2 separate regions of the Homo sapiens genome follow, and region 2 is linked to region 1. The links are chromatin loops, found by intact Hi-C in ENCODE. Cell type or tissue: heart left ventricle. All regions are shown on one strand. Links, peaks and the distances in the headings refer to the core of each region. The heading gives the core; the rest is flanking DNA. Region 1 has its middle 120 kb from the start of LINC03062. Region 2 has its middle 150 kb from the start of MIR4290.

Evidence for each region. A loop is a pair of places that touch in the nucleus more often than their neighbours do. Peaks named below come from ENCODE experiments on the same cell type or tissue, not always from the same donor. Only the 100,000 strongest peaks of a DNase experiment are listed, where the experiment ranks them.
Region 2: it touches region 1 in a loop (2.7-fold over the local background); 8 of 110 quality-filtered maps call a loop at or near these places.

What each region holds. Positions count from the first base shown.
Region 1 is chr9:89,751,136-89,766,040 of GRCh38, reverse strand. No RefSeq gene overlaps it. Among named protein-coding and RNA genes, the nearest start is that of LINC03062, 120 kb to the right of the region's middle. RefSeq lists enhancers at 7,676-8,175, 8,176-8,677. In heart left ventricle, for the core only: no CTCF peak of the experiment used is centred there; a DNase peak (open chromatin) is centred at 9,012.
Region 2 is chr9:89,866,285-89,881,189 of GRCh38, reverse strand. No RefSeq gene overlaps it. Among named protein-coding and RNA genes, the nearest start is that of MIR4290, 150 kb to the left of the region's middle. In heart left ventricle, for the core only: no CTCF peak of the experiment used is centred there; a DNase peak (open chromatin) is centred at 8,949; H3K27ac peaks cover 1,562 bases.

The DNA of each region.
Region 1 (14,905 bases), core at 7,909-10,408:
TTAGACTTGATTTTCAGAAAGCAACATCTCTGCCCCAATGAGTGATGGCTACTAACCATCACCAGGCCTTCGTGATATAAACCTTGTCACAGCAGGCCACAAGAAAGGTTAACTGGGGAGGCTTGGGATGAACAAGAGCAAAGACACATAGAGGGAATGTGCATTCTGAGAAGTTCCCACCTCCACATGCAGACTGAGAGGCAAAGCCCTTCGTAATTACAGAAGTGCAAAATACATTGGCAGAATGGAAGTTATTCTGCTGGGAGCTATTTCTCTTTAGAGTGCTAAGCCAGTGGGGCTTCTGGATAGCCCCCAGGGCATCTGCCAGCACCGTTGCCTCCAACTGCAGCCATTCAGCCAGAGCAGCCAGGCTGGCATTTGTTGTATTATTGGGCAGAAAATTTTGCCTGAAGAAAAGATTTTGTTAATAAGAATAGAAAAACCACCATTCAATTGCTTCATTGGGAAATTAGATCATTTTAAAATATTTATAATTGAGCTGTGGAGGTGGGAAAGATAGAATCCAGGTCTCTGTGATCCAGGCTGGCCCATGTCACTGTGCCCTTCCTTTCCTTACTCCCTCCTCCCCGACCAAGCACCAGCACTCCAGGCCAGCACAAGACTTGAGCCCTCTGCTGACCTGCTTTTTGGAGCAAGCTGACAGCCCAGGTATACCAGGTCAGCTGGTGACTGGGACAGTACCAAGGACTCAGGCCAGTCTGTGACAAAATAAATGACAGTAAAGGCATCATTTCTCAAATGTCAAGTGAGTGGCAAGAATAACCATCTGGGGCTAGGGGCAGAAGTGGGGATTGCCTGCAAATAGGCATAAGTGGTCTTTTTGGGGTGGGGTGACAGAAATGGACTGAAGCTAGATTACTGTGATGTGTGAACAACTCTGTAAATTTACTAATAATCTTTGAATTTGCACTTAAAACAGGTGCATGTTATGGTGGTAAATTATACTTCAATATAGATGTTAAAATTTTTTTGAGACAGAGTCTTGCTCTGTTGCCCAGACTGGAGTGCAGTGGCACAATCTCAGCTCACTGCAACCTCTGCTTCCCAGGTTCAAACGATTCTCCTCCCACAGCCTCCCAAGAAGCTGGGATTACAGGTGTGCACCACCAGGTCGGGCTAATTTTTTTTATTTTTTATTTTATTTTTTTTAGTAGAGATGGGGTTTCACCATGTTGGCAGGGCTGGTCTTTAACTCCTGACCTCAGGTGATCTGCCCATCTCAGCCTCCCAAAGTGCTGGGATTACAGGCGAGAGCCACTGCACCTAGCCAGCTGTTAAATTTAAATTTTTAAGTTAACTATATAGAGAGGCATATACAAAAACACACACATATTATATATAGGATATATAATATATAATATATGTAGTATATATAATATTTTGATTTTTATATATGACTGTGACATATATATTACATATATATGTCATATATATATGACTGTGCCTCTATTGAGATATACATCTATCAACACAGGCATAACAAGGAGAGTGAGACAGGGGAAATAGGAGCAACTGAGGAAGCTTCAGGACGTCCTGCAGTCACCAAGGGGGTTCCTGGGGCATGTCACATGGGCTGTCCTGCAGCCGAGCTTCTCAGAAGGCTCACCGGCCTGGCGCTGCCCTGTCTTCACCTGCGTCCTCTGGATTTGCATGTCCTCTGTCTTGCCAAGATGGCTCCTGCCCAAAACCTCCCATGCTGCCAGGTCCATGGGATCTTCTGTCTTCATCTTATTCAACCCTCCCCTGCACACCATATGATCAACCACACCCTCCTTGTTGAAGGCTTTCCTCTCTTGGCTTTTAACTACCTATGCTCCCTCAATTTTTCCTCCCTCCACAGTGGTCCTTCTCCCTCAACATCCACTGCAGGATGCCCAACTCTTCCTTGAACTCATTCAGCTCTCGAAGCCCCTAAGTGACCATGTTCCTTGCAGCTTCGTTCTGGGTTCCCCTTCGCATTTACCCACTCTCCTTAAAGATTGCATTTATTCCTATGGCTTAAAATACCGTATATGCACCAACAAGCTCTAAATGAACATCTACCGCCCAAGCTTCTCCACAGGCTCCTGCTCCTGGCTTAAGTGTCAACCTGACATCTGCACAGAAACTTCATCACCAGCCTACAAAGGTGGTCCCCAGTGACCCATGACAGCTGATGTCATGTCCTGTGCTGCTCCACCCTCATTGAATCTGGCTGGACCTGGGACTGGCTTTGACCAGCAATGTGGGAGTGAAGCTGGCGCTGCTGCCTTGGCCCTGTGGGAGGCCTGAGCTGACAGGTGAGAAGTCTAACTGCCCTCCTGGAGAGGCCATGTGGAGAGGCTCTGAGACTCCATGGACAGAGAAAGGCCTAATTCCCCCATCCCAGCCATGCTCAGCCTCCAGCTGTCCCCACAAATGTACCAGATATGGTCTAAAGCCATGCCAGGTGTCCCATCCACTGTTACCAGCAACTCCCCATCAGGACCTGTCACAGAGAGCCCATTAGGACCAGCTGAGGAACCGCCCAGCTCTGCCTAGCCAATCCAGAGTTTTTGCTGTTTTAAGCCACTACATTTTGGGTGTTTTTTTTCTTTAATGCATCAATAAATAACAGGATATCCATATCAGATCTCTTGATTTTCATAGCCAAATCTGTTTCAGGTAGGGATGACCTGATCTGATTTGTGTGTGTTTGTTTGTTTGTTTATTTTTACAGACAGGGTCTCACCATGTTGCCCAGGCTGGTCTCTAACTTCTGGCCTCAAGCAATCTTCCCACATTTAGCTTCCCTGGTAGCTGGGATTATAGTTGTGAGCCACCATATTGGGCTCTGATTTGCATTTTAAGACAATCACTAGCTGTCCGGTGGAGAATTGATTGAGGAACAGAGAGTAGAAAGGAGAGAGAACAATTAAGAAATTTCACTATTTCAAGGGAAATGGCTGCTGGAGAAGAGCAATGGTTATGCGGGTGTATTTCTCTGCGTGTGTGTGTGTGTGTGTGTGTGTGTGTGTGTGTTGGGCAGATAAGAAGACTGCAGAGAGAGGGAGGAGTCTAGGTTCCAGGCCTGAAGAACTGGGAGAACACTGGTTTCATTTCCCAGGATGAGGATCTGGTCATCCCTACCTGAAATCCAGCAATGGCTTTTTCTTTATCTTAACTAAAACCCAAGCTCCTTTTCATGGCCCGTAAGTCCCTGCATGTTGGAGCCACTCCCCTGCCCTTCACCCTCCACTGGTACCATTTCTGGCACTTCCCTCCTTCCACCCTGGACTTTTTGGTTCTCAATGGCACCCACTGCTTCACCACCACAGGATTCGTGTATTTGCTGTTCTTTCTGCTTAGAGGATTTCTCCCACAATTGACATCTCAACTTTGATGGCCCCTCCTCAGCGAGGCCTTCGCTGATTCAGTCAACAACAGCAGACTCCCACTCCATCACGTCCCTGTTAGGATGTGGCTCAGCTCATGGGTCATGTCCATCTTAATACATACTAAAATAGAACAGTTGTTGCTGATGCTATTGCTTCCTTTTTTTTTTTTTTTTTTTGAGACAGAGTCTTGCTCTGTCGCCTAGGCTGGAGTGCAGTGGTGTGATCTCGGCTCACTGAAACCTCCACCTCCCAGATTCAAGTGATTCCCCTGCCTCAGCCTCCTGATTAGCTGGGACTACAGGTGCCTGCCACCATGCCAGGCTAATTTTTTTTTTTATTTTAGTAGAGGCGGAGTTTCACCATGTTGGCCAGGATGGTCTGTATCTCCTGACCTTGTGATCCGCCCACCTCGGCCTCCCAAAGTGCTGGGATTACAAGGGTGAACCACCACACCCAGCCTGCTTCTTCTAATATATCCTTTCCACAGACTTTAAGACCCACAAGCACACTGATGTGTCTGCATAGGGACACAGCTGCAACCCCAGTGTCTGCAACATCCCTGGCATTCAATAGGCACTCAGTGTTTGTTGAGTGAATGAATGGGCCTAAGACCTTATTGGTGCATGTTGAGAGTGGATAAAAACAAAGACAAATCGGCCTCCCTGGTTAGAAATGGATTTTTAGCACCAAGTAAAGGCCTGGGCATTGGCCCTTGTCATACGGGCAAGCTGTCATAAGACTTTAAGAAATAGAGGATTGTCATCTGAGCTTCTGGGAGCAGTAGAAAGAAGAAATACAGCCTCATGTCCAAATATCTCAACAGCCTCTTGATCTACATCTAGAATGGAGAGGTAAGGGGCAGGGATGGGGTCAACCAGTATGGAAACTGCCTTCTGCCATTTCAAAAATTCAAACTTCATTCCTCTGATAAGCCTCAAAACACCCTTCCTAAATACAAACATGTACTGATTTTGGTCAAAGGCACTGACAAGTTGCCCAATCTGAAGGCTCAGTGCTCTGTCCTTTATGGGACAATGATGAAGGGCAAAAGGGACAGGAACAAAAATGCCTCCACAAAGCAGGCATACTCTTTACATAAGACTGCCTTGTCCTGGCCGGGCATGGTGGCTTACTCCTATAATCCCAGCACTTTGGGAGGCTGAGGCGGGTGGATCCCCTGAGGTCAGGAGTTTGAGACCAGCTTGACCAACATGGAGAAACCCCGTCTCTACTAAAAATACAAAATTAGCCGGGCGTGGTGGTGCATGCCTGTAATCCCAGCTACTCGGGAAGCTGAGGCAGGAGAATCGCTTGAACCCAGGAGGCAGAGATTGCGGTGAGCCAAGACCTGCGCCATTGCACTCCAGCCTGGGCGACAAGAGCCAAACTCCATCTCAAAAAAAAAAAAAAAAAAAAAAAAAGACTGCCTTGTCCATGAAATCGATATTTTCTTCATATAAGACTTATTTAAAGAACTGTTCGTGGTCAATTTATAAAAATTAGAAAGGAAAAAGTTCGTGAAATGTATGCAGACCACCCCTGCTCGATAAGACCATGGATGTGTGATCCTGAGCTTGTCTTCCCCGCACCTTCGAATTCTCAGCTATGTTAGAAAGTAGGAGGGTTTAGAACAAAAATAAAAACATTCGTATCGAGTTATCATGATGACAGACTGAGATAAATGTGCAATACGTGGTCATTTATGAAGAGTTATGCATATATTTGTAACAGGTCTCAGCTGAAACCAAACTGGGATTTCCACTCTGGCCGATGAAGGAAGGAGTGAGCGGGTGTCCCTGAGTAGGGTTTGGTTTTGTTTATTGCCTGGCGGAAAGGAGAAGGGATTTTGTAGCAAGTACCTGGAGGAGAGAGATGTCAAAAAGAGGCTACAGCTCCCGACTTCTGCAGGGAGGATGAGCAGGGCTCCAGAGCAACAGCAACAGCAACATTCTCCATGAAAATGTCTGGCAGCTCTGGGGACCAGGTAACAAAACAGACAAGTGTAGTGGAAAAGGCACTCCCCATACCCTCCATTTCAGCCAGAATTTCTACATTAGGTCAGAGGCAAGCAGGGGATCCTGGGACCTGAAAGGTCTGCTGCTTAGGGACACCAGGGCAGGAGCAGGAATGGGGCCTATGGACACCCGCGGGTGGGAATGCTGATGGAGGTGAGGCTGGCAGGAGACAGGCCAGGTGCACCCCTAAAGCGCAGTGAGACAGCATCCGACGAAGCTGCAGAACTGGGAGTTTCATGTTATTTTTGTTTTGTAAGCATAGAGAAAGCTGCTTTGGGGAAGAAACAAAACACTCCTTAACCTGAATCCTGGCTAATCCAAAATCAATACATGTTGCACTATTACCCAACTCCAGATGACCCAGCAGCCTCAGAGCCTTGTTGTTACTGCCTCAGTGATAAAAGTGACCAGTAAAGCATGGTCATCATTACCTTGTCAATAGTACCCCCTCCCAATCCACTGCCCCAAGTCATTCAGGCATGTGCTCCCCACTCTCGAACCCATGACAGACCCCCATGGTGAGCTTCCCCAACCTCAGACGCCACTGCTCCCAGAGACTTGCTCGGCCATCTCCAGCTGGAGAGCCATTTCTCCAGAAATATGTTGGCTCTTTGAATTCATCATGAAACAGCTGGATATCTATATAGCCTCGTGCATTCAGGCATAGATAAGACTTTATTTCCTGAGGGACTCTATGGCAATGGAACTACTTATGATTCTCTGTCAATGGTTGTCCACCACTGTTCTGCTATGTCCGTCCTGTCTGTCATTTCAGCGACCGGCTCCTGGAGCAATGGTAATCTGAGACACAGCTCCTGGTCCCTCTTCCAGCGTCATCATAGCCTGGGGGCGCAGGAAGGATAAATAATAATTACAGCGCCACTGTGTCAACAGGACGGTATTTTGTCTTGCTTGGTTTGTGTTTTGCTCATTCGCTGCTAAACCATCATTGGTTACTTGGGTACACGAGGGAATGGAGGAACTGTTGAACAGGAAAACAACAGGAACTGTCACTCAAGCAAAGCCCTCTGTGCTGCTACCCAAGGGAAGGCTTTGAGGGTAGAGAATCAAGAGTTGGATTTTTAACTAATGGCAGACATCAGCCCCAAACGAAAACTGACCAGGATCTTGCAAAGAGTGTGCATGATCTTAGGACAGATTTCAAGGCCAATGAGTTACAGAAAAGATCTTGAGGCCACAAAGCATCCCAAAGGGTCCTTTGTACTTCTGGGTAACAGGTATGAATATCTTCCAAATGAAATAAAATCCTGTAGATTTGCGATAGCTAATAAATGAATATTTCTAACATTTCTCAGTATTTTCCATTGATTATGAAGCAAAATAGCTTATTTGCAATTATTAACATTTTATTGATTCAAAAAAATGTTTTTGTGCTACTATTGCACTTTATTCTGCCCATATTTTTTATTATCTACCATGCTGGATAAATTACTGATTTTCAGTTAATAAAAACTTCCCTAGACCTTCTGTAAAGCATAAAAGAATCTCTGATTCCTAAATGCTGTCGGTATCAAAGCAGCCAGAACTCATCCTCCCTGGGAGACGTGGTGACGACAGAAGACGCTTCGGTTTCTGCCCTTGCCCTCATGGCCTGATGAGAATTTGCTTCCATTCTTAGTAACCTGTTGGGTCTGCACAACCCATGCCTGCTGCTCTTCCTCATCCCCGCAAGCCTTTCCTCAGATCTGACACAGACTTCCTGAGCTAAACCCTCTCCCAGGAAAGGGCCCTATCTCCTCTTCCCCTTCCCTGGTCATATGGAGACCTGAAGTCCTAGACTTCCAATGAGAGTAGTCCTGACTTGATGCAATATTATTTTTTCACTAAAAATGAGTTTTAGCCGGGCGTGGTGGTGGCTCATTCCTGTAATCCCAGCACTTTGGGAGGCTGAGGTGGGCAGATCACCTGAGTTCGGGAGTTTGAGACCAGCCTGACCAACATGGAGAAACCCCGTCTCTACTAAAAATATAAAATTAGCCGGGCGTGGTGGTGCATGCCTGTAATCTCAGCTACTCGGGAGGCTGAGACAGGAGAATCACTTGAACCTGGGAGGCAGAGATTGCAGTGAGCCAAGATGGCGCCATTGCACTCCAGCCTGGGCAACAAGAGTGAAACTCGGCCTCAGAAAAAAAAAAAAAATGAGTTTTCATCCTATTTTTTGAAAGCTGCACTAGGGACATTGCATATAAGAAAGAGCTCCATTGTGAAAATGTCCTATCACCTCGTAACCTTGGCAAGCCCACACTCCTACAGTCCTTCCTGTGGAAACGCAGGGGACACGGCACAGAGCCCTGGCTGGCTGCTCAGCTCAAGTGTCCCAGCCCAACCCCACCACACAGCAACTCTGCCAGCCACTCCCCAGGAAGCTCTCCAGGTATGACTGTTGCTGTGCAGCACCACTTGGGAGAAAATACCTTACATGTATAACCAAGTGAGAATTAATTTTAGAATTATTTAAGAATGTTTACATTGGAAACAGTTGTCTCTTGACCTAGGAACTGGAAAATGAGGCTGTTGTTGTCAGGGCCCATACCCCTCCATAGGCAGTGTCACCAGCAAGGGTGTGGACGCATCCTGCTCACTAGATCATCAGCCACCTATGGCCGAGAGGCGGGTCTAACCTTCCCCACGTGTGGCCAGGATGATGTCACGTGTCCCTCCAGCCCTGGAGACCACATTTCCCAGCCTCGTGGGTGGCTGGGGTGGGGAGGGGGTCCTGAGAAAGCTCTGGGAAATTGATTGTGAGCAGAAGTGACGCGCATCTTACTCAGGCTTGGCCCTGAAGCCTCCCATGGGATCCTCCATGCTGTTTTTCTCCTCATTCACCTCCTGGATTCACAGAATCCAACTGAGAAACCCAGGGCCCAGGAGGATGGCAGGGCCACGTGATGGAAGGGCCGTGGATCTCTGAGTGATGGTGTAGGGTGCAGCACCCCACCTTGACCTACAGCCAGCCCTCATGGATGGGGATGCCAGAAAGAAAGAGCTTTGGGGCTGCGGGTGGAAGCCGATTCCCTGGACCAATACATCACAGCATCTGCCAAGCCCCTGCCAGGGACTCCAAAAACCTGTGTTGAATGGACAAAATCACCAAGTGAGTAGAACACGAAAAGATTTCCTGACAAAAGAGTTGAGAACGAAATGGCCCTGTGCCCAGATGTGGGTCCATAGGGCAAATGACCCCACTTAAGGTGTCAGGTATCCAGCTCAGTTCCTGAAGCTGGATTGGTGACCAGGGCACCCAGCTGCAGTCCCAGCAGGACCTGCTTCCACTAATCCCAGGCACAAGAGACCTGGGGGACATTCTCAACCTTAAGGAAGCAGTGAAGCGGCCTGGAACCATGTGCCTAGTTCTGTGCTCACTCTACCCCACCCGACCAGGGTGAGACGCACACAGGAAGGCACAGACTGACCTGTGGTCTTGTAAGAGCCAACCATAGGCTCTTTCCTCAGGGAACAGGGCCCAGCGAGGGGGTGGCACTAAGCTTGCTCTAGTTGGCAAAACTCCACCAACCTCCAACACACGCTGTCCTCGCCTCACCTCCAGCCCAGTCAGCATAACCTTTAGACCACAAACTTTGTCAAAGGTTACACACACAGCACACAGGCCTGGCTTGCCAGGGAGGGACAGGCAGCAAGCCAGTGGCTTTTGCCAGCAGTCCCAGCCAAACCTTTGTGACAGGACACTGTAGAAGGTGACTCCTGGGACAGAATAGATAGTGTGGTAAGGGTACAAGTGAATTGATGCATTCAAGGGCTGTTTCGAGTCCTGGGGGTGCAGAGATGGAGAGACTCCCTGAGGAGTTTGCAGCTGAGAGGGAAAACCTCACCAACAGACCACTGCAACTGGCACAAGCGAGCACCGCCAGGCATGCATGTGCCCTGTGACATCAGAGCACAGAGGAAAGAATACGCAAAAGGTGGTCAGGGGAGGCTTCTGGAGAAGGTGTGGTTTGCATTGTGGGTGCCCTGCTAGCCTGACCTTGGGTCTCTGTTTTCCCACAGAGCTGCAGGCCCTACTGCAATGCCGGGCTCTGCCTGAGGATGCTCCCTGCACACTCCACTCAGCCTCTCCGGGTGGGTTCGGGAACTGATTGAGAGCCTGCCTGGGCAACAAAGCTGGTGATGGGAGGCACTGCAGAAGTCAGAGGGTAATCTCCCCAGCTTCTTAGCCTCCAGAGAAGACAACACCAAAGCCAGTTCTGCGCTTGCCCTTGAGGTCTCCAGGGACTGTGCCCCAGTGTCCAGTGGTGACAGCTCATCACATATAGCATGCACGTCCTACACTTGCCAGCACTTCCTGGAATAACTTCAAGAAGAAACCTTTGGAATCAGAGGAAACCCTTGGAGTCAAAGGAAAACCTTGGAATCGAACTTGTTGCAGGAACACAGATGACGGAGGAGGGAACACCCAGAAGAGAGTGAGAGTGTCAGAGGTTGGGGACCCGGCGCACACAGTCCTCGCATATGAAACAGCATCTGGTATATGAGAAACAGCTCAGGGCTTCTCCGCAGCCAGGGCTGTGTGGCTGAGAAGTAGGCAAGGGGCATGTCACAAAGAGGCTGGTGTGCACACTGCCATTTCACCCATGTGTATTACGAAAGCATCCATCCAAAGATGTGTGCAAGGAGGCACATAGCAGCTTTGTTACTCACTATTGCCAGCTGGAAAGCATCCAGGCATCCATCAACAGCGCAGCACTACCTCTGTATGCTGGAACACTCCTCAGCAATTAAAAGGAGCCAACTGCAGATGCATGTAATCGGCCACACAGATGAATCAATAAACCGGAAGCGTGTATACTCTACGATTCCGTTTATACGAATTTCCAGAAAAGGCAAAGCTAAGCTATGTTGACAAAATGCTGCCAGTGTTATCTTTGGGGAGTTGAAGGTGGGGATTGGCTGGGAAGGGGCAGAAGGGAACTTTCTAGGGCAATGGTGATGCCCTATATCTCTATAGAATTTGGATTATGGAAGCGGATGCATTTGCCTAAATACATCAGATTGTTCTGTTAATATATGTTCATGTCTTTGAATGAAAATCTGACCCCTTCCCCCCAAAAAACAACTGCTAACAAATACTGAAATCTAGTCAATAACATTCATGCTAAAGTGTTAGGGTGGCATGTACTGATGTCTGAAACTTCCATGCAATGCATTAAAAAAATGAGATGGACATGGTGATAGGGCAGAGAGATGGAGACATGTGGTAGAGCAAAGATAGTAAAAGGTTAATCATGGGATCCAGTTGTCAGGAGGATGTCCACCTACACTGTGAACACAATTCTTCACTGTACAATTATGTCAGCTTTTCTGCATGTTGTAAAGTGTTTATAATAAAATGTTAACAGAATAAAGGAACTAAGGTGCCATGCCAACATCAAGACTGACACACATTGCAGCAGAGGTATGGGGGCTCCTAAGGGTGGGTGACACCATCACACTGATGTTGAGAAGGGCTAGGGAGGAACCAGGTTGGTGTCATGCAAAATGGTTGTGAACACAACAGTTAGCAAGCTGTCTTGTGCTTCACTGAGGAGGAGCATCAGTGAGATAGGTGTGGCATCTGGAGACTCCCAAAATGCAGGGGTGCCAGGACCCAGGGGCAAGAAGTCAGGGTGACACCTGGTTCCTGGCTTGAGTTGCTCGTGGATGTGGCCTAGATCCTGAGCTTTAGAAGAGACAGCTCTGGGCATCTACAGGACAGGGTGGCCTGCCCCTGGGCCTTCAGCCTCTGTTAGTGACTGTCCACTGGAAGCACTTAAATACTCCGAACTTCAGAACTTAAATACCCAACACTCAGAGCCAAGCATGTGTCTTTTCCCTGACAGTCCCAGGAACGGCCTGGTGAGAAGGAGGTGGGGAGAGGGAGAACTGGTTGCCTGCCTGTTGTACTGAGCTTGCCTTGCCCAGAGCTCCTCTGCAATGCCCTTGCCCTCCCACCAGCAGCACCCACTTTTCCTACACATCAGCTTCAACTGAGGACGCTTGCAAGTCTTATGTCCACCCTCTGTGCTCTTCTTTCCTGTGGGTGGGGATTCCCTGAGGATGGGATGCTGCTCATCCTCAGTTGGGCCTGCATTACTTCAGGGGAGTCAGGCAGGCCACCAGCCATGGCTCATTCCAATGGGAGAACCTGGCCACCTACCCAAAGGTGCACACACTAGCAGGCGGGCAGGCTGGAATCCAAGGCCAGTGTAGGTGGACTCTAGAACTTGGACTTTTTCTGCTACTTCCATGTGATGGCAAGCAGTGGGAGGAAGAGGAAATATACAGCAATTTATTATTTGCAAATGAGAACTTCCCCAGGATACTGAAGCCCAGGACAAGGGTGTGGTTTCAGATGCTCTGGGCATTTTGTCATCTGTGTGATTTTTCCCTTTCACTGGCAAAGGTGAGAATGTGTAAATCAATTATATAATGCAAAAAAGAGTTACCAAGCAAGTATTCACTGGGAGAACAAGACCCATTTAAAAAACAATGGGTTCGCATACTGGCATGATTTTCCAAAGTGGTATATTCAATTCTTTTAAAATAAATGTTTTTCCAGTTCTCCGTATGGAGGGCACCAGCTGCCCACGACCACAGTGACTTCCCAAGTATACTCTGGTGAAATGTCTGCTGGACTCTGCTGTCCCAGTTGACCCACACTGGAGCCTCAGCCCTGGCCAGCTGAACGAATGTGCTGGAAGGAGCCATCAGACTCACCCACAGAACAGCTTGAACCTAGAGACTACATGTAGCAGGGGTTATGGAAATCCCCAGCTTAAACAAAAGAAACTGAACACAGTGACCTACTCCAGGGCCCTGCAGAGGGACCACAGGCTGTGTCTGAAGAAGGATATGCCTGAAAGGACCCTGGATGCCCCCATTCTGCTCAAGAAGACAACATGGCCCAGAGCATGGATGCCTGGCTTCTGAAGCCAGACACTCTGGGTCCAGGTTTCAGTTCCCTGCCCTTACCAGCTCTGTGAGCATACCTCAGTTAACTCATCTGTGTCGTGGGGATAGTAACTGCATTCCCCTGTGTGGTAGTAGAGACCCAGTGGACCCTACACATAAGGTGTCCTGCACGCAGCCTACCCTAGACAGCCCCCAACGCATGCTGGTACCACTGTCGATGTTCCCACAGATGAGAAGCCATAGAGTCACAAAGCCAACAGGAATCCTACCCAAGTCTCTGGGGATATCCAAGCCTACAATTGTTCCAGCTTCATAATTGCCCGGACTGTTCCCATCCACTTTCTCTACTGCCTGTGAAGGAAGTCCCAGGGCAGCTATAAATTTTGGCAGAAAAAAAAAAAACACATCACTAATTATAATCCTAATGGCTTCTCTAAATAAATGAGGGGCTCAACAATCCAGGGGTTGCAACGCAGGTGTCCAAAAGAATGCAACCTTTGATTATCGCAGACGTGATGCTGTGCTGTAGGAGCCAGACTCAAACAAACGCACCCTGCATGTTGCAATGATATACCTTCTAAGATAGATGAAAGTCAGCTATGGTTTCAGAGATAAGGATGGTGACCAGGCTTGGAGGGTGGTTGGCACTCAGAGGGAGCCTCTGGGGGCTGATATTGTCCTTTCTCAGGCTGACAACACATTTGGGTTCACCTTGGGAAAATTCATCATGTTGTTCAATCCTGGTGTGTGCCCTTTTCTATATGGAAGAGATATTTCAATAAAAAGAGTTCCCCTAAAATGCAATGATTCCCGCGTTGTCACCTGGAGAAATATCCAGGAATGATCAGAGAGTAGAAACAGTATTACAAACAACAAGAAAAACATAATTATGCAAAAATTCTGTGGGCCAGTGCTGGAACAGCTATGAGTATCATTTCAAATATCATTTCAAACATCAAGACTGGTCGCAGTGGCTCACGCCTGTAATCCCAGCACTTTGGGAGGCCGCGGCGGGCAGATCATCAGAGGTCAGGAGTTCGAGACCAGCCTGGCCAACATGGTGAAACCCCGTCTCTACTAAAAAATACAAAAATTAGCCAGGCATGGTGGCAGGCACCTTAATCCCAGCTACCTGGGAGGCCAAAAAAAAGTTTTCTTTTATAATAAAAAAAAATTAATTAAAAAAATTTAAAAAAACAAAAACATCAAAGAGCAGTGGGAAATGGTTCTCTGTCACTTTTATTAGGCAGCTTACACACTTCCAAGCTGGCTCCCAATGCCCCTGCCCTGGTCCCAGGCCCCTTCTCTGGGTCACCAGCCCACATATTCCTTCCCCACCCTCACCCCTCTACCCAAAAAGGGGGACACGTGGCCCAGCCCCCTCAGCGCCTAGACTGCCTCCATGCCCATGTGACTGGTGCCCCGCCTTGATGGTGGCAATATTTTTAAAAGAATTTAAAAGATTAAAATCTAGGTTTTGAAAACAAACAAACAATTCACATGAAGCTATTAACTGCGGTTGCCACCAGGGTCAGCCTGGTGGAGATAAGAAGGAATGTTGACTTCTTCAATTAAAAAAAAAAGGAGCGGAGGCGGGTGGATCACCTGACGTTGGGAGTTCACAACTAGCCTGACCAACATAGAGAAACCCTATCTCTACTAAAAATACAAAATTAGCCAGGCATGGTGGTCTACGCCTGTAATCCCAGCTACTCAGGAGGCTGAGGCAGGAGAATCGCTTGAACCCGGGAGGTGGAGGTTGTGGTGAGCCGAGATCATGCCATTGCACTCCAGCCTGGGCAACAGGAGTAAAAACCCCTATCCAAAAAAAAAAAAGAAAGAAAGAGTTGTTTTTTTTAACTTTTATGTTATTTAACTTTTATGTTATTTTTTTTAATTACAGAAGAAATAACTCATTACTTTAAATCGTATATACAGTGTGGATACATTTAAAAACTCAGTGGTAACAGACTAATCAGAGCAACTCTGGAGAAATAGCTGGTTGTCCCGGCTTTTCAGTCAAGGACAAATCTTCTCCCATGGATCCTGGTGGGGCCACTCAGGGCAGAGCTCCAGGCACTGTACAATTTCATAATTGAGTTCATCTTACATTAGTGCAATTCTCTTTGTCTCAAAATGTTATGCGGGTGTTTCGGCATATTTGTTTATGTTTACATGGTCTTTCTCCAACTTGTTTGTAAGTTCCTGAGGCCAGATCCCAGGAGATGCTCTTTCCTAAGGGGTCTCTGCTCTCTTGGATTCTCCCAGCTTGTGACTGCATTTCAGAAGGATCTTTAGTAAGAGTATTGTAAGATTGAAACCCTAGACAAAGCTCTGTCTCTCTATAAAAACTCACAGGAACACTGGGCAGGCTGCTGTTTTTCAGAGACGGCCACAGCTGTGTGTGTATGTCTGGGTATATGTGCATATCTTATACCACATGCTCCCCTCACAATGTGATCAACACTCCTCCCCCTAGGGGGTTTTTGTCCTCACCCTTAAATCTGGGTAGTATATATGCATGAAGAGAGCCTGGCAGCGAGGATGCTGTGGGGTGGCCAAGGTGAGGTCATAAATAGCATGTAG
Region 2 (14,905 bases), core at 7,904-10,403, 120 kb before region 1:
CGTGTGTGGGGGGTATGTGGTATGTGTGGTGTGTGTGTGTGGTATGTGCTATGTGTGGTGTGCTATGTGTGTGTGTGGTATGGGGTGTGTGGTGTGTGTGGGGGGGTATATGTGATGTGTGGTGAGTGATGTGTGTGGTATGTTGTGTGCATTAATAAATTCCTAGGCTCTCTTCCCAGGGTCACTGGGTGACCTAGGCAGTCCCGGAGCTGGACATGTCCATTGAGGGCTGGAGTGGCCTAGCACTCCCTCCCATCCTCTGAACAGTCCCCTTCACTGTCCAAGATAGTGCCTTCCTCTAGCAGACACATGCCAGGCTCTGCAGGCCGGAACACGCATCCCTTTCACAGCCTCCTCACAGCCCTGTTCAGTGGCACTCTGCAAACCTCGGTTTTATGATCCTTGTGTCAAGCGCATGGAAACTGGTCATAGCACCAAAAAAATTTCTGCTGTGAGATAGGTTTCTTCTGTTCAAGATGGCACGTTGGGGTTACACTTTAAACTCCCTCCTTGACCGCAGCCACACTGTGGGCACACTGTTTAAAAAGAGTGCACACACATCTGCACGCACACATGTGTGTACAACACACTCACCCATCTCTAGGGTGCAGAGGGGCTCGCTGCACCTGGGCCTCCTCACACCAACGTGTGAATGATGATGAGCTTCGAAACCTTCCCAGGAAGCCATGTTTTTGAGCACGTCTCTGACTCCCAGTATGGTGAGGTGAAGTCAGAGCTCCCAGGTGACTCTCCCCACCAGGACTTCCCAGGGGGCCCCACACAGCTGCTTCTCCACGGTGCCCCGCTGACCACACGTATCACCAGGGCCGCTTGCCATGTGACACTGCCCCAGCCCAGGCCACACCCTCCAAAGCAGACTCTCTGTGGACAGGACCCTGATCTGAGCTCCAACAAGCTCCCACGGGCGAGCTTGAGCTCCCGCACCATGGGCAGAAGCAAGAGAATCATGGCCTGGAAGCCTGGCACGTGGAGATGGGGGAGAGTGCTGCTTCTCATTTTTCCTTAAACAGAAGGAAGAGTGGCTTCTACTGGGGTCCTATGCTTCAGAAGGCCCCATGCAGGTTCCCCTCGCCACCAGGAGCCCACACCCCATCCTTCCAGGAAAGGACCCCCCAGTTCTCTGCACAAATGCTCTGGCCACTTCTGTGGCCTGCTCAGGCCTTTCCGGTTCAGACACATCTTGCACAGTTGTACGCTCATTGGGTGGTCAGGAGGCAGCTGTGTCCCAGGGTGCGGACAGAGCTTGGATGTGAGTGGCCGGAAGGCCTGGCCAAAGTGTTGCACGGCAAGGAGAATTGGCCAGCTTTCTTATGGGCCCCACCCTGCCCCAGGCTGAACTGTGCATGTGGGCTGGATTCCCTGCTGCTCTGCTGTGGATTGAGGGAACTTCACCCTACGCACATGTTGATTTCTGATATCTGCCTTCCAGAACTCGGAAAGAATAAATTTCTGTTGCTTTAAGCCACCCAGGATGGGATGTTTCGTTACAGAAGCCCTAGGAAATGAATGCAGAGGCCTGTTTTGCTATTTGCACATGACTTGTCCTGCTGTATGCAGTGGTTGTCAAAAGCATGGTCCCCAGACCAGCACCATCAACATCCCCTGGGATCCTGTTGACAAAACAAGTGCCAGCCCCGGCCAAAGCTATTACATAAGAAAATTGGGGCGTGGGGGCAGTGATTTGTGTTTTACGGAGCCCTCCAGGGTATTCTGATGCTGCTCCAATCACCACCACTGGAGAGGAGGTGGGATGTCAAGGAAAGGGCAGGATAGGGACCGGAGGATGGGCCTGCAGGGGCCTGCGGCTGCTTCCGGCAGCATCCCTGGACAGCTGTGCTGGGCCTGTTGGCAGGAGGGAAGGCAGTCAGGCCTGAAGAGGTGGGTGTGCATACCCCACAAGGTGTCATCAGCTCCCAAAACTTGAGAGACTTAAGAATGCACCATCACACCTGTGTGTGGCCACACATTTTGTTCTGCAGAACTCCTAGTGCTCTGTGTCTTGGGCCTTACAGAATAATCATAGCCCACGGCCACTTTGCGTGGACAGTGGAAACAGTGCCAGTGGGGTGCTGTCACAGCCACGGATGGCCATGCCCTTCCCAGCTGGCTCCTAAAGGACACATCCCCAGAGTTTCTGCAGCTCCAGTGGCAAGGTATAGCAGGCATGGCCCCAGCTGGCTCCCAGCTGCTCCAGGCCCCCTTGGCTCTGTGCCTCTGTACACGGTGTCCCTGTCTGCTGAACTGTTCTGTCCCCACTGAGTCATCCTGTAAAGCAGCTCTCCTATGTCACCTCCCCTCGGCTGTTCTCTGTGCCCACTGCCTCCGCTGCTCACTCTATCTCAGCATGCAGCGAGGCCCTCAAGAGATCCACCCACACAGCCACCTCTTTCCCGACTGTCATCCTCCCAGCTGCCCCACTTTGTTCTCCTGGTGGCCCTCTCCCTCCCCGAATCACCACTTCTGTTCACTATATTACTTAATCATTGGGTTTCAGGATGCACTTAGTATGTACATGCACAGCCAGAAGGAAAGCTGACTCTTCCTCTTAGAAGCCCAGGCTGGCCATTCTAAAGTGGTAACAATCTCCAAATAATTCCTCAAACCCCGATTCCTTCACTGCTGTGGACACACAACCCTGTGGAGATCATATTCCTTGTTTTAACTACGACTTAGCAGAAAAATAGAAGGTGAAAGTTCATTTGGGTTATGGATGTGATAACTTTTGAATACAAGGTCACCTCCCTGGTCCCATGACAGTCCCAAACCCAGGTCCACCTCAAGCTGGAGCAGAACCAGCCTCCTCCTTCTCCCTGCCTTCTCTGGGCAGAGACACACACTTGTCCCTTGGGGCACTAGGCATAGGTCTATTGGCAAGGACTCCGAGGCCGCTTCTGCAAAGCACAGAGCCAGGACCTGCAGAAATGGCCGAAGGAGGGTGCTTTTCCTTCATCCCCTTGTCATGCACACTCATTGGAAATTTTCTTGGGCTCCTTCCAAAATAATTGATGCTTTAGGAAGGAATAGACAGATCAACAATGTGGGCGGGATGCTGAGTTGGGTCCTGAGACTGGGGGCCTGGAGTCCATGAAGAGATGTGCTCCCTGAGGAATCTTGGTGGCAAATATAACAAGGCCAGCCTCAGGTGTGGGGTTGGGAGGCGAGGTGGGGCGCTTCTCCCTGGAAAGCAGCTGCTGCCTGCTCAGGCCTGGGGAGGAAATGAAGCTTTCTGCTCATTCACTCACCTGCCAGTATGCACAGAAGGCAAACGGGGAGACAGTTTGACCGAGAGAACCATCTGTGTGGGTCAGCTCAGGCCGTGGTAATAACGTGCCACAGATCTGGCAGCTCAAACAGCAGAACTGTATCGTCTCACATCTCTGGAGACTGAACGTCTAAGACGAGGCTGTCAGCAGGACTGGTTCCTTCTGAGGCCTCTCCTCGCCTTGCCGATGGTGTCTTCTCCCTGCACGCTCACATGGTCATCCCTCTGTGTGTATCTAATCTCTTCTTCCCAGGATACCAGTCCTATTGAATCAGGGCCCACCGCAATAACTTTATTTTACCTTACCTCTTTAATGGCCCTGTCTCCAAATACACTCACATTCTGAGGTCCTGGGTTCAACGCCAACATATGAATTTGGGGGAACAGAGTTCAGCCCATCCCATCACCCCAACCCTCAGCTGGAGGGCAGCATGTCTACCCATCTAGGAGGTCACCCTGTTTCTATGTGTAAGAAGTCCAGGTGGTTTTTGGGAAACGCCATAGCTCCAGCCTGCAATGGTGCATGGAGCAGGGGCCAAGGCTGCTGATACCCTGGGCTGGCCCCGTCTTCAACTTTAAAGCAACATATTGAGAGGCTCTCTGAACTGTACACCATGTTCTTGGCCACCTGACAAGGGGAGAAATAGGACAAAGAAAGTTGTGTGATGAGGCAGAGGATCTTCACAAGCACAGGGCAAGAGTGGGGTGGGATGGGGGACTGAGCTGATCCCCGGGGGGGATGAGGGAGTGTCACACCTTCCAGACCCTGCACACCATCCTCAGCCTGCTGGGATGGCCTCCTCCCCTCTGGAGCCAACCTATCCTGCACCACTTTCTGGGTACGTCCATGCTCGTGGGGAAAAGGAGCAGATTCTCTGGCCCTTAGGATACCTGAGCTTGTCCTAAGCAGCCAGTTTGGACCTGCACAAGCCTGATTGACTTCAGGATGTAGCCAGACCACAGATGGTGGCCTTCCTTCTTCGCTCTATGTCCTTTCTTATGCACGTGGATCTGAAGCCCTTTGCAGCAATTTTTAAAGGGAAAAACATAATTTTTTAAAAAATGGCATGGAGCAGCTGGGCGCAGTGGCTCACACCTGTAATCTCAGCACTTTGGGAGGCCGAGGTGGGTGGATCACGAGGTCAGGAGATCGAGATGATCCTGGCTAACACGGTGAAACCCTGTCTTTACTAAAAATACAAAAAATTAGCCGGGCGTGGTGGCAGGTGCCTGTAATCCCAGCTACTCGGGAGGCTGAGGCAGGAGAATGGTGTGAACCTGGGAGGCGGAGCTTGCAGTGAGTCGAGATCGCGCCACTGCACTCCAGCCTGGGTGACAGAGCAAGACTCTGTCTCACAAAAAAAAAAAAAAAAAAGGCATGGAGCAATTGACAAGTCAGGATGAGAAGCTGAGAAGGTGTGGAGTGGAGAAGAGAGATGGTGGAGGGCCTTGCAGAGGGTGAGGCACCCCGAGAAGAAGAGGGAGGCCCTTGTGAGTTAAACCCATGTGTCCAGGGACAGGGCTGAGCTGGGAGGGGTGGGGCTCACCCATTTTATTTATTTACTTACTTATTTAGTCTTTTTTAAATTTTACTTTTTTATAAAACTTTTTTTAACTTTTTTCTTTCTTTCTTTCTTTTTTTTTCTTTTTTTTTGAGACGGAGTCTCATTCTGTCACCCAGGCTGGAGGTGCAGTGGCGCAATCTCGGCTCACTGCAAGCTCCACCTCCCGGGTTCACGCCATTCTCCTGCCTCAGCCTCCGGAGTAGCTGGGACCACAGGTGCCCGCCACCACACCAGGCTAATTTTTTTGTATTTTTAGTAGAGACGGGGTTTCACCATGTTAGCCAAGATGGTCTTGATCTCCTGACCTCGTGATCTGCCCGCCTCGGCCTCCCAAAGTGCTGGGATTACAGGCATGAGCCACCGCACCCAGCCTCCTTCTTTCTTTTTTAAGAGACAGTTTCCCTCCATGTTGCCCCTCCTGGCCTCAGGTGATCCTCCCACCTCTGCCTCCTGAGTAGCTCAGCTTACAGGCATGAGCCACCGCACTCGACTAAGGGGGAGTCTGGGCCTTGGGGAGCTGTTGTCCCCCATAGTCCTGTGGACTCCTGCAGATGATGAAGTAGCCAGCTGGAAGGCTTTAGGATAAGAGTTGAGCATGTGCCTGCCCTTCTGCCATCAAAAGCAGGTGTGATGGGGGCCCCAGAGGATACGTTAAACTTCAGCTCCACAGATGGGGGCGGTGCATGGATGCCCTCGTGAGCTGCCAGAGCTGCCTTCTCCTGCCCTCAGCACCCTTGGGACCTGCACAGCTGGCACGCTGGGGGGGTCTGCCATGCAGTAAGGAGGAATCAGGCTTTTGAATAAAGAGGAGAAGGCTAGCTGGCTGCAGTTCCTAAACACGCACCGAGGGCCTCTCAGACCAAGGCAGGAGAACTTCACGGGGTAACTCACATGGCTGCTGACTGCTTTCTGACAGAAAAAGAGTAGGAGAAAAAAAATTAAAGTGAAGAGAAAAAGGACAGAGAAAGAGATCAGTGCGGAAGCTGCCAGGCAGTTTTTCTCTCTGTTTGCAGTTTCTAAGAAGAAGCAGCATTGCAGGGCACACACAGGACTTCTTGGTTGCCGTGGGCACAGACACTCAGCAGGAGCTGGTGAGGAGCTGGCCAGGCCTCGGGGAGCCGCTGCATGGACGCCCGGGGAGCTGGCAAGCCCATGTCCCTCTGGACACAGTGACAGGCCACTCCAGGAGGCCCCCATCTAGATGTTCGTCAGACTTCAACCCCAGAGTAAACCCAAACAAGGCAGGGGTTGAAGGAGGTCACGTCTAAGCCCTAACAGAAACTTGGCAGTCAGCTGTCAGGGAGCGTTTGGCCATGCAAACCAGACTCATGGATTTACACAACAAACAGGACATGCCCAAGCCTGGTTGTTTAGATTGTTCCTGCATTTAGGTTTTAATTGTAGAATTCAGGCCTCCTCCCTGGATGCCCTGAACACAGCCCAGCCTGGGCTGGCTCACACTGCGGGAGCAGATCCTATCACCTTCCTCAGGCTGGGCCTTTGTTAACACTGGTTTTGTAAGCAGCCTGCTTCAGCATCCAAGAGGCACTCAAGGGTCTGCCCAGAGCAGGAGGATGTGCAGTAGGGCTGCTGCTCACCCAGCCCCGTCGCCCAGACCTCTCCACCAGGTGCTTCCCAGAGGGAAGTAGAGTGTTCCTGAGAGACCTGGGCAGAAGGAAGCAGGACTAGTTAGGGCCTGTGTCCCTATGTGTGGACAGAGGGCTGGGCCACACTTGTCCTTTGTGCACTCTGTTCATAATAACTGCTTGCTGAGCATCTGGGACTGCAGGGGATGTGCCTGTGAGAGGCACAGTCCTGGCTCTCGTGACGTTTGCAGCGGGGTGGAAAGGAGCCCAGTGCCAGGCTGGGAATGTCATATTCACAGAAACGGTGACAGCGGCCATGGAAAGTCCAGAGGAGGCCATGCTGAATGGAGCCGTCCCCCGTGTGGATGAGATCCTCCCAAACTGGGCACCTCTGGGCAGCTTTCAGCCCAATCGGTAGAGTTTATTTCCAGTTCAGTGGGGTGCCCCGGTTAACCCACTTTGGGAAGAATCTCCTTGTATTTGGAAAGAGCTGTGCTCATACCTTGAAAGGGGGATTGGACCTCATGAGCTTTCATGAGGGTGCGGGGTCTCCAGGTCCCCCAGAATTCTCCGGACACTTGCTTAATTTACTACCTCAAGGGGCCTCTGAGCAGCACTCAGAGAACTGAGTGCTCAGAGAACCCATTTCTCTGAGTGCAGCACTCAGAGAACCCATTTCACAGATGGAAACGGAGGCTGGACCTGTCCAAGGGTGGCCCAGGGCACAGGTGAGCTGGGAGAGACAAGGTCCTTGGGGCCCATGCTTGGCTCAGCACTGCCCCGAGGAGTCAGGACGGGGCTCCAGAGAGCACACTGGCAGGTCTTCAGCCCGACCCATGATGCCACATCCACGACAGTCAGACCTCCCGACAGCGATGGGCTGGAGAAGAAATAACCTTTTTTACTAGTCTACTTTATGCCTGAGGCTTTATGAGCATTAACTTATTCAATGATCACACCATCCCCATGAGATGGGTAAGGTTAACCTTGGGAAACTGAGCTTTCTAGGAATTAGTAACCTGCTGTCATTACATGGAAAATGACAAATAAGAGAGGGGAACTCAGCCTTCCCTGGGCCCACAGTCCACCCTCTACCCTCATACTGCCTGATGGTGCTCAGAGAACTCTGGCAGGGTTTGTGGTGGTGAGAGGGAGGCCTGGCGTCCCTCCAAAGACTTTGAGACTCTCAAGTGCAGGCCCCCAGACCTGCAGCATCAGGACAGAAATCCAAGACTCCAGCGTGAGCCCCCAGCCTTCCAAGTGAGAAGAGCTGGGAGAGACAGCCCAGCCCAGCAGGTGGAAGCCCTGTGGTGATAGTCCGTCCCCTGGGGAGTGCAGAGCACTGTTGACAGGTTGACCTGGCCAGAGCAGGCCCCATACAAGCCATATCCCCTTCTGCCTCCCGCAACCTTGCTCTGGGCTGTGGATAGAGCCAGGTGGGTCTGGGACCCACTGCAGGAGCCACATGCCCAGAGCAAGTGCAGGCAGGCTGGGTCAGCGCAGGCGGGCAGGAGAAACTGAGAACCAGGTCCTGCCTCAGGCCTGGCCACTGGGGTGGGCTCCAAAACACTCCACCCGGGCAAAGAGGGACAGACGCCGGGCACCTGACCCCAACTGGGGGACATCTGATCACCTCTGCTCTGTACAGTACACAGAGTAGAATGTGGGACAGATAATTCCAGGGAGCTGCCCTTTCTAATTAGGTGGTGAAGTCAGCATGAACTTCAAACAGGGCAAAAATAGGATCCTAAAAATAGCCTGGGGGAACTGTGAGGGGAGCAGGAGGTGCTGCCTGGAAAGTTCCGGGGCCTGGGCAGGACAGTTCCCACGTGGCCTCCAAACCAAGGGGAAGCCTCAGCTGACCCCAGCAGACCTCCAGATGCAGTGAGAACCCAGAAAGTCAGGGTGTGGGGCGGGTCATGTGATGAGAAAATTCCTCAGGACTTCAGGGGTGCGAGCCGGCACATTTGTGGCCCAGGGAGTCTTTCTCATGGTGCTATCTGCTTCATGGCTCTTTAAATATTGCACGGGGGTGCACACGTGCTCCTGTATGCATGGGCTTGCTCCTGCAGGTATAAGTGTATGTGTTTATCATTGTTTAGCAGGGACGTGATGGCTCGCCAGGCCTTCCAGACACTCCCTACGCAGAGTGCAGTCCCTGCACCAGAGCGATGGCAGTACCCAAGAGCTGGTTAAAACCACAGGCTCCAGCCTGCCCCAGACCCTCTGAGTCAATACTTGCATTTCCACAGGGTCCAGGGGTGACTTGGTGTTCAGGAAAGTGTGAGAAGCCTGGCTCCAGGTGTTCAGAGGCATGCCCCAAAGCACAGGGATGGGGCTGAGGGTCTCACGGGGTTTTCCTGGGGGTCCAGGCCCCAGCACACAGGGGCTGCTATAGGCAGGGGCTGGGGGATAGGGACCTGAGATGTGGCTGTTGGCTGAGCAAGGCCTGGAAGCTGGCCACCTCTGGAATGAGAATGCTCAGAGTCTGGTCCAGGCGTTGGCCCAGGGCTCCTGTTGGCAAGCAGGTAGGTGCTGAGCAGCACAGGGGATGCCTGCCAGGGCTGTCTGGGACCCCTGATGTCACTGTAACACACAGAGGCACTCCTGAGTTCCCAGCTCATGCACATTGAGAGAGTCCCAGCTCCACAGGACCTTCCAAAACACTTACGAAAGCTCCTACTACACCACAGGATGGGCCCCCACCGGGAGTGAGACTAGTAGGCTCCTTCACTCAAGGGCTCCCAGGCCTGCTGGGGAACAGATGCACAAAGCAGGTAATGGCAGAATACCATGGAGGCTGAGGGACCGAGCTTCAGCTCCGGAGTTGCCAGACCACAGGGAGCCACCAGCCAGGTAGCCAGCCCTAGTGTGGGTGTCCAGCCAGCCTGGAATCAGTGACTCCTCGTACAATGGTTTGTGCTTTTCTTTCTCTAACTGTGTCTTTCCCTTCATGTGAAACTGTTGTTTTAATTGAAATATAATTTACATCCAACACAGAGCACCCATCTTTAGAATACAGTTTGATTTGTCTTGACATTGTATACACCCAGGTCACGGTCCCCACACCAACATACAGAACACGTCACTATCCCAGACAATTCCCTCTGAAGACCGCCACTATTCTGACTTCTGCCACCATAGCTAGGTGTGCTTTTGATATTCATGTACGCTGACTTAATTCTGTGTGTGGCACTCTGCGTCTGGCTTCATTTGCTTAGCCTGAGGTTTTGAGGTTGATCCAGAATTGGGTATATCAAGGGAGGCCAAGCTCACTTGTTTTCATTGCTGCATAGAATTCTAGCATGTGGATAAATCACATTTTTTTTTTAATTCATTCTGTGACCAATGGACATTTGGGTCTTTCCCAGTTTGGGGCTATTATGAATAAAGCTACTATGGTCATTTATTTTTCTTTTTAAAGTATTTTTAAATTTATCAAGGTGAAAGTCACATAACATAAAATCAACCATTTTAAAGTGAACAATTCAAGGTCACTTAGTACATTCACCATGTTGTGCAATCACAAGTTGTATCTAATTCCAAAACATTTTCCACACTCCGAAATAAAACCCCATAAAGCAGCATCTCCCCATTTTCCCCAACACCCAAACCCCAGGCAACCACTAATCTGCTTTCTATCTCTTTGAATTTACCTATTCTAGATATTTTCTATGAAAGGAATCAGATAACATGTGGCCTTCTGTGTCTGGCTTCTTTTACTCAGCATAACATTTTTAAGACTCAGCCCTGGCCGGGCGCGGTGGCTCACGCCTGTAATCCCAGCACTTCGGGAGGCTGAGGTGGGCGGATCATGAGGTCAGGAGATCGAGGCCATCCTGGCTAACACGGTGAAACCCCGTCTCTACTAAAAATACAAAAAAATTACCAGGCATGGTGGCAGGCACCTGTAGTCCCAGCTGTTCGGGAGGTGAGGCAGGAGAATGGTGTGAACCCGGGAGGCGGAGCTGGCAGTGAGCCAGGATCGCACCACTGCACTCCAGCCTAGGCGACAGAGCAAGCCTCTGTCTCAAAAAAAAAAAAAAAACAAAACAAAAGGATTCAGCCCTGTCATAGTATGAGTTAGTGCTTCATTCCTTTTTAGAGTTGAGTAATATTTCATTAGATGGGTAAACTATGGAGTCCTAGCTGGAGAAAAGGAATCAGGCTGGTGGGACCAGGAGAAAGTAAGAAAAAGCAGTTAAGCTCTAAGTCTGCCTTTCTTCATGATCCAGAACACACAGCCCTCCCGCGCAAATAACTCATAATCTTCCTGTGCCCAGCTATCACCAGAACCTCTGCTGATAGAACAGTGCAAGTTAGCTCACTGCAGCCTTGGTGTTGTCAGTACTGCAGTCGCCCTCTCCAGCACAAGCATCATCCATCATCCTATAAAATCCCCACCAAGCCTTTGGCTCCTTGCAGTCAGCTCCTCCCTTGCTGATTTGCACGTTCTTTTCTTGCAACGTATGTTCCCATTTTCTCTAATAAATCAGCCTTTCTCTACCTACAACTGTCTTGGTAAATTATTTTTACTGCCCATGTGATGCTGGTCCCAGACAGTCGCTACCCATGATATAAGCCACAATTTGTTTATGCTGCAGCATCTTTGTGCATATTTTTGGCAGATATATGCACTCATTTCCCTTGAGTATATTTCAAGAAGTGGGGTTGCTGGGTCATGGAGCATTTGTGGTAGGTGTTTGGTGAGCCTTAGTGGACACTGCCAAACAACTTTGCCCCAAGGAGTGCTCAGTCACTGAGGTCCTAACCAATCAGGAACACTAGGGGCAGTACTTGGATGGTCAGTCGGCTCTGGTGGACAATGTAGACATCCTCCTCTGTTGTCCAAGCCTGCATGGGGACAGCTGTGGGCCCAGCCTGGTAAGCCTGGGGTCCAACCTCTTAAAGCCCCATGAGCCAATGACTCTCTGAAACCCTGCCACCTCCCAGGACCCCTTGACTGTAAGCCCCTGTAACCCATGAGACACTAAAGGTAACCCTTCCATCCTGGGCTCTCTCCCTGCCCCCTTGGTTATCCCCAATCCACCCCCAGCCAGAGGTGTTGTCTCTCTATTCTGCCCTGCTCCCTCAGGGTGAACCCACATACCTCCTCAGGGAGTTTAGAATTGTGCAGATAAAGCTTAGAACAGGGCTGCTCTTGGGCTCAGTAAGACAAACCCCAGGGAAACCAAAAAGTGCAAAGGCCTGGCTTCTGTGTTGCAGTGTGTTGTGTTGCAGTGTGTTGTGTTTGTGTTACAGTGTGCTGTGTTCTGTTCTGTTGTGCTGGGCTGTGCCATATTGTACTGCATTGTGTTGTATTGTGTCATACTGCATTGCATTGTGCTATAATTTATTGTGTTGCATTGTATTATATTGTGTCGTGTTATATCTTTAATGAGAAAAGACATGAGAAAGAACTCAACTTAACATATGCACAAACCACCCTGGCACATCATCACCTCTTGGGTGTTCTTAGTTGCCAATCAGAAGTAGATTTACCTGGTTCCAAGAAGACCAAGAAGGGCCCTCCAAAGATCTGGCCTGGGGGTCTTCGACCAGAAGGGCTTATGCACATCATCTCCATCCACTAGAAGCTACCAGGCAGTGGTCTTCAAGTCTGGAGACACTTGGAAATCACCCTGAAAATTTAAACAAAGTGACATCCAGGCCACAGCCCAGAGGTTCAAATTAATGTGTGGTAAGGGCTCAGAACCACCACCTTCCCACATCTCTCTCATCCGTTCACCATCTTCTGTAAGCCCCACATGGTTGGTGTAGTCACAAACAGAACCTTGTGTGAATGCATTCAACTGAATGCTAGGCCCTCTGCCTGGTAATGAAAGGCCATCTCCAGGCTTGCAGCTGCCTGAGGCCTTAAGGAATCAATGCTTAATCCCTCAACATCAGCCCAGCGTTCATCTTCCAGGCCCCATGAGTCCACTAAGGGGCCCTCTTTTTGGCCACGGTAACTTGTAGCGGAGGACCATTCACAGGGAAAAGGTAATTAAAAGGTGGCCCAGCCCCTCAGCCGTTCTTCCAAGGAAAGATAGCTTATTGTTTTCCGTTGTATTTCCCTGGTTGTGCACAGCTTTTCAGGGCGACTCTGAGCCAGGTGGTAGAGACTCACGTTGAGCACCCACACAGCGCTGCACTGGGGACTTTCAGAAGCATGTGCCCAGGTGAGTGGGTACGGGGGTCCTCACTGAGCAAGTTCTACAGCCGCAAGAGCACCCATGCCCACTGTGCGGGCGGGGATGCACGCATTGCTGTTCACCTCCCCCTGCATTTCCTAAGGGCCCCGTGCACTGATTTCCTTTCCATAGAACATATATCCCAAGGAGATAGACACACCAAGCACACACAATCACATAACATGTGAGATGTTCTCAGCACCATTTCTTTGGTCTCCCTTAAGTAAATACATTAGCAGCCTCTGGTGTACTTTCCACTGTGAGAGCAAATAGTCGAGTACATACAGCATGTGCCATAAGGACACAGGTACAGGAAAGAGGCCGGAGCATCCCTGGACACAGTTTTCTGCCAAGCCTCAGCCATTTGTCACTGAGGTTCCAGTTGTGAAACAAACAAAGTGGGCTAGGGCCTGAATGCAAAATCACCAAGACATGGTGTGGTCTTTAAGGGCATTTGAAGAGCTGTTTTCTCCTTTGCCTTGATGTTTTTGTGCACGTTGGACCATGCCTACATTCACAGAAAACACAGCACAAAGGCAGCAGAGTCTCTGGGGCTGGGCTGTCACCTACAGAAAGGTACAGGATTGGCTCCAGAGGGCAAGGCAGGGAGCAGGCAGGGTGACCCAGGCTGGCTCCCACCAGTCCCTTCCTAAGAAGCAGGGGTAGGATCTGTTTAGAAAAAGGTATCTGGCCAACGTTCTTGATCATCCATGGGACACACAGCAGGGAATTTGGTGCCATGACCCATGTTCTCTATCTCTTCAAAATAAATTGAAGTCAAAGAAAAACCAATTTATTTACTGTTTTTTAATCATCTAAAGGATTATAAAGCTTGCTTCAAAAAAATGTGCCTGCTTACTTAGTATAATCTAACTTTCAATGAATACTTTCAACCGCGCAATTTCTGGGCTAGCTACCTACTTAACAAGGCTAGAGAAGAAGGGATGGGGAAGGGGCCAGTTTTTAAAATCTTATGTGTGCAGATCAGAAGTCTTTGGACCAAATGTCACAGAGAGTACTGGACATTACATGACTGGTAGAGAAGGTTTTTCTGAAATGCAATTATCAAAAGAAATGTGAGGGCGGGCCCAGTGGCTCACGCCTGTAACCCCAAAACTTTGGGAGTCTGAGGCGGGTGGATCACCTGAGGTCAGGAGTTCGAGACCAGCCTGGCCAACATGGTGAAACCCTGTCTCTACTGAAAATACAAAAATTAGCCAGGCGTGGTGGTGCATGCCTGTAATCCCAGCTACTTGGGAGGCTGAGGCAGAAGAATCACTTGAACCCAGGAGGTGGAGGTTGCAATGAGGCGAGATTGCACCACTGCACTCCAGCCTGGGAAACAGAGTGAGACTCTGTCTTAAAAAAAAAAGAAAAAGAAAGAAAAGAAATGTGAAACACCTTTTTAAATAGCTTAATGTATGAATATTTTCTACAGGCAGATTCTTTACCATAATCATATGTTGAAATGACAACTTTTCTGAAAGGGCACTTTTCATCCAGCCATCCCCGCAAGGCCTAGCATCTCCTAAGTTTCTGTTAATGACTTTGCAAGCTACCACTAGCTCTGCAGGCATCTTTATGTTTTTGCTGTTTCCCTTTGCCTGTGATCTCCATGCCAGCAGCTATTCATTGGCTGCAAATCAGTAGTAATTTAAGTGACCAGAAATATGTTTACAGCTAACATGGGTCTGTATGGACAGCAAAGTTCATTTAGGAGCCTCAGCAAGGCCTGCAAGGGAAGGAGGAGGGGGAAGACAGAGAAGGAAGAGAAGCCTCAGGCGGATCTGAGTCCCAAGTCCTGAGCAGTCTTCAGGACCCCAGGGGCGTGCAGTTCCTGGAAAAGCTGCCAGGCATCAGGCTCCTCTCAGAACCGGCACTCAGCATCGTCAACACACCCCACGCTGTCACACACTCTTTTTTTTTTTTTTTTGATTTGTCATTCCTTTTATTTCTATGGCATATTGAAAAAGTGGACAAATAGGGCCAAAACAAAGCAGTGGGATTCTTTTTCTTTTTAAAACTTTTTTTTTAATTATACTTTAAGTTTTAGGGTACATGTGCTCTTAACAGGCCAGGGTTATATGGAAGCCACAGGACTTCCCACCTGCATTTCCACCACAACACTAATGATGACACCAACATACACTCTTCGGGCCCCCTCTTCATCACAACTGGCTTTCCCTTTTGGTCCATTACAAAGTCCCCATGAGTTTTCTAAATAGTCCTTTAGGCCATGACATGCCCCACACTGCAGAAGGAGCAGGCGGGGAGCAC